2 separate regions of the Mus musculus genome follow, and region 1 is linked to region 2. Evidence: chromatin contacts called from ENCODE Hi-C data. All regions are on one chromosome and are shown on one strand. Each heading gives the region's core, a stretch centred on a gene start or an enhancer-like site at or near the end of the contact. The rest is flanking DNA. Distances are from core to core; before and after follow the strand shown.

What was found. A loop is a pair of places that touch in the nucleus more often than their neighbours do.
Region 1: a loop to region 2 is called in a map of T-helper 1 cell, with 51 times the contacts of the local background. The contact joins the enhancer-like site here to the promoter of Dydc2 in region 2. A Hi-C loop is called at or near these places in 4 of 37 maps with a recorded cell type or tissue (T-helper 1 cell, T-helper 17 cell and regulatory T cell).

What each region holds. Positions count from the first base shown.
Region 1 is chr14:79,313,116-79,315,815 of GRCm38, reverse strand. No RefSeq gene overlaps it. Among named protein-coding and RNA genes, the nearest start is that of Rgcc, 13 kb to the right of the region's middle. Within about 2 kb of position 1,378, at least 1 of the 3 ENCODE cell types and tissues checked has a DNase peak (open chromatin) inside an H3K27ac peak, as active enhancers do.
Region 2 is chr14:41,067,870-41,070,569 of GRCm38, reverse strand. Dydc2 (DPY30 domain containing 2) reads left to right here and starts at 1,362. Exons shown (of 4, transcript NM_027717.2): 1 at 1,362-1,566.

The DNA.
Region 1 (2,700 bases), core at 129-2,628, about 38 Mb before region 2:
ATGTCTCAAACAGCAGCAACAATAACAATACCACACACACACACACACACACACACACACACACACACATACACAAAACACACATACATACATACATACATACATATACATACACACACAAATACACATACATACACACACAAACACACATACACACACATACACATACATACACACACAAACACACACATATACACACATACACACACACAAACACACATATACACATACACACATACACACACACAGAGCAATGTTGTGGGCCATCTCTAAAGTCGCACACATTGAATATAATTCACTGTAAATGACAGGACCCAAGGTGGCCTGTGCCATCAGATTGTGCTCTGTTTATGTGCCCTCATGTGGGAGGACCGGAGGGGCTTGTTCAACTCCTGTTGACGAACAGTGAACCTATAACAAGCTTTTGTGCAAAGAAGAGTCATCCCCTCTATTCTGACTTGATTAGTAAAACACTATTTTCTTCTTATAAATATTTTGAGCAGTTAGCAGTCCCTTAACCATTAACGTTTAAAAACCACTGGGCTGGGATGTAACTCATGGGCAGAGCATTTACTTAGCACACATGAAACCCTTGGTTGGTTCCCAGAATTGCATACAAATGATATTTCCTAACATAGTTATTTATATATGACTTTCATAACTAATAAATGTAAATTTTTGAACATTGTTAAAATATTTTTACATTTATTTATTTGCATGTGTGCATGCATGCACATTCCCATGTGTGTGCACATTCCCACGTGTGTGTATACGTGCATGCTTGCATGTGTGCTTGCCTATGTATGTACTATGGTATACACGTAGAAGAGGTAACTTTTGGCATTGGTACGTGAGTTCTGGGGATCAAACTCAGGCTGTCAGCTTTGACAGAAAGGGCCCTTACCCACTGAGCCATCTTGCTGGCTCCAATTTTTGAACTTTTGACAGATTAAGATCCTTATCTACCAGAGATGGGTGTGGTGGCACACACACCTTTAGTCACAGCACTCTGAAAGCAGACGCACATGGATCTCTCTGGGTGTTTGAGGCCAGCCATGGTCTCTAGAGTGAGTTCTAGCTGAGCCAGAGCTCTACTGTAAGACTCTGTCTGAAAAAACAAACAACAGAACAAACGAAATCTTTATCAATCTTAAGTAAGAAATTCTTAACAACATTTTCCAATCACTTGATTAAGACACTAACAAGTTCAATAGACAAGCAAAAGGCAAGGGACTTAAAAAGCCGCTTGTCCGTGCTTTTACGCCCAGCTCCCTTCCTATACTGTTTTGAGATTCATCTGAGTGTGGCATGTCTCAGTAATTCCGCCTCTCTCTTGTTAAAATTCGCTTCTCTGTTCCTGCTCATAGACTTTGGGCTGGTTCCCAGTCTGAGAAATCTTATAGATCAAACCATTCTCAGCTGGCCAGGCCTTGCTAGGTCCTACGCTGGGATCTTGTTCTTATTCGGTCCCTTGCTAGCAGACGAAGTGTGGGGAAGTAGCAGCCTTTGTCTTGACTGTTTCTGCCTCCTTCTCTCTACAGCTGCAGTGACCTTACAGATTCTAAAAGTGAAAAATGGTTTTCAGGTCGGACCTTCTGCGGTTTCGGGATCTCTGTTGCAGACTGGTTCCAGGTTTGAGAGCTCAGCTCACACTGGGTCTTTAGTTGGGGAGAAAGAACCACTGGGCCACAGCTGGACGCCTAAGAGACTCAAGTCCCACTCTCTTTTATCCACAGGAGTTCTCAGGTCCACTTTCTCATGGATTCTAGCTTGCTCAGAAACAGGGTATCCGGTTAGGCTTCATCTGGTGAGCGGTGCCAAACTCATGGCCCCACACTTGCATGTTAATCCGGCTCATTTGCTTTTTCTTTTATGGTGCTTGGACCACCTAACACAAGCTCTCTGCTGTTGAGCTACGTCTCCAGCCTCTTTTTTTTTTTTTTTTTTTTTTTTTTTTTGGTTTGCTTTTTAAATGAAGCCATACTGCCCCATGAATATTTATTACGGTGAATCGTTTAACTTTTTAGTTTTAGTTTCTGCATTTTGGGCCTTAGGAAAAAGAGAATGCAGCTCTCCTCCCCTCAGGCCCTTTGCCTATTTTGTGGTTTTGGAGCAGTGCATTTGGGTTGGTGATAGTGCACTGCTGGTGTTGACTGACTTCTGGCCCCCTCTCTGCTGTTATTCACTCACAGCTGGTGCTCTTTAGTCTTATCTGCTCTGGGGACAGTTCCTGCATTTTTGGAGTGGTTGCACTAACTTGTGGTTTTCCATGCATGTTCACTTATCGATTATATGGATTGTAAGTGAACTATGCTTTCTAAGCCAACTCATCAGAAGAGACCTAAGCATCCTGATATATTAATAGCTATAATGGTGTTTCGCAATTGCCTTTCTGTGTACTCTATATTTTCTTGTCTTCTGAGTATTAGGATAAGTCCCCTGATAAGATTTATCCAGTTGACTTACAGTTTCTATCTATAGTTTATAAATTGTGCCCACTGGGGATTCATTAGAAATGGAGATCCTGTCTGTCTATTTGTCTGTCTGTCATTGTTGTTGTTGTTTAGTTTTCCAAGGCAGCTGTTTCTCTGTGTGTCCCTGCCTGACCTGAAAGCTTGCTTTGTAGATCACACTGGCCTCAAACTCATAGAGATCTGCCTGCCTTTGCCTCCCGAGTGCTGGGACTAAAGGCACACACCA
Region 2 (2,700 bases), core at 113-2,612:
AGCAGGCCTAGTCTGTCTGACAGTGCCTCCAACTTGCAGATAAGATGTAAGCTCTTAAGAACTGCTCCAGGACCGTGCCTGCCTACCTGCTGCCATGTTCCTATTCCCATGATGGTTGTGACTCACCCTCTAAAACTGCAAAGCTTCAAATTAAATGTGTTCTTTTATAAACTGTCTTGATCACGGTATCTCTTCACATCAATAGAAAAGTAACTAAGATGTCCTGCTTGTATAATACACTCCCTATTTCAAGATCCTTAATCACAATTGTAAAGCTCCTTTTAGCATATAAAATAACATTCACAGGTTCCAGGTTTGAGACTATGAGCACCTTTGGAAGGAAAAATGTTAATACTGGAACAAGCCTTCAAGATGGCTCCTGTGCCTACATATATTGTTAGAGTCGTCTTCCTTTCTGGCATAATAAATTGTCTCTGACTGGTTTTATTTCTTTGCCCCAATCCTGGAACCAAACTTTAATTTCTTTTTACAAGATCTATGATCCCTTAAGTTATGAACAATATTTAATCCCCCTTTGAAGCTGGGGATGGTAGAGTACATCTCTTATCTATTACAGGGAAGGGATAAACAAGGAAGAAACACAAGTACAACCATACTGGGATACCTAGGCAGTTGCAGGCTAGCCTATGCATAGTGAGACTGCCTTATTAAAATAAACAAACAAAGTGTGCTCATAGCACTCACTGCATCCAGAATGTTTGGATTTCTAGACTCTGATATTGGTGAGGGGTAGAATATATTTATATTTTTGTACTAATGTCTAGTTATTCATTCTTAAGTTGAAAAACTGGAAATATGGAGGCTGGGTTCTAGGAACATACGTTGACAAAATCTTGTTCCATAATAGCTCATGCTTCTTAAATTCTTACTGTATGCCAGGCTCAGTGCCTTTCATGTGATTAATAGCTCAATCTGTTCTTTCAGTATTATGAGGGATGTATTTTACTTCTGTTTTCCAAAGGGCACCCAGACTCTGAGACACCAAGCAACTTGCTGAAGATCACACAGCTCTGTAAGTGGCAACAGCAGACATGGTCTGTCAGTTGCAGGTGTCTATGCTGCTGTGGCTCTGCTCTGGTTCACTGCAGCTTTTAGTGTGGCATTCTGTCTGGGAGTGCATTATCTGCCACTCTTGACACCTATTAGGAAATCTAGGATCATCAGTTCCACCTGAAGTGATGCTGTGGGATAGTGTGTCAGCAGAGGTTGACAGGCCCATCCTTTTCTTCCTTCTCTCTCCCTGTAAAGTAAATGAGCCTCTGTTGTCTATGTCATAGACTAGCTTCCAACCTCACAATAACACAGCTTGCTGTATACCCAGAGTTTCTCTCCAGGACCTTATTTTCTCTGTACTTAAGGGTAAATATGTGTGAGTTGGTTAAAATCCTTCACCACCCTTGACTGATAATGTGCCAAGTCCTCTCAAGACTGATGACCACTGGGACTCATGGTCTGACGTATTCCAGCTGAAAAGGCATAGGAAAGATGCCTGCTTGACTGTAACAGCTATTGGCAAGTATAATTTGGCTGGTTCTTCTAAGAAAGGTATGTTATGATTTGGATCTTAAATGACCCCCAAAACCATGTGCTAAAATCTTGCTTGCCAGCCTGTAGTGTTAACTCCAAATGAAATTTCAGTTCCTCAAACTCCAAAAGGAAATCCAAGTATCCAGAAATGGACTCAACTTGAACTGTAGGAGGATTTCTGGTAGTTGGTAAAAGACAGCATGCCTCAGGAACTTGTGAAGCCAAAGCCAATTCCTCTCTAGTAAAAGAATTATTTTTCCCTATCACTGGCAGGATGTGGTGCCTATTAGCAAACCAAAGTGCATGCTGGCCTCCAGGCTCCCTCAGTATCACAAGTACCTGTTTCAAAGTTCATGGTAGCATCCAAGGTCTTCTTACCTTCTCTCCTACCCTAAACTTCCTTCCATCATTGGCTTCCCCCCCCCCCCCCCCCCAGTTAACCTTCTCCTTATAACCCTGCTAATTTTTATATACTTTCCCTACCTCACTGTGTCCTCCCGTTCCATGCCCTGCTCCTGCTTCTCTCCTTGCCAGGTCCAATCCACTGGCCATGTTCAGTCATCTTTCGATGTCCCCCACCCCCACCCCCACCCCCACTCCCGCCCTGCTCCTGACATTTCTAGATGTCTCTGGCTGTTCTCTCTCTCTCATATCTACAATAAGAGCTTTCCCTTAACCATCCCATGGAACAGTCATGCCGTCAGTTTGTGCATGTAGTATTGCTGGAGGCCGATGGAATACTTAAAATGGATAGGGTCTACGGGAGAAAGGTGCATCAGGAGGGCATGTCCTGAAAGGGAACTGCAGGACTCCGACCGGCAGCTTTCTTCTCATATGTTGCTCCATACCCTGAGGTTTTCTCTGCTTTCCACAGGCCCAAAATCAGTGAAGCCAAGTGATATGACCCAAAACGTATCAAGCCTTGGGCGAAAGTAAACCTTGCCTCTTTAGCTGATTATCTTAGCCATTCTGTAATAGCAACAAAGTTTACTAATACAGAAAATTGGCACCAAGAAGTCAGGCTGATTGCATTGATGACTTGCTCATGTGCTTCAGAAATCTTTGGAATTCAAAGCATTTGGAGAAGCAGGCCTACAATGCTATAAGCAGAACTTGATGGGCAGTTCTGGCAAGGACTCAGAAGACCAGAGT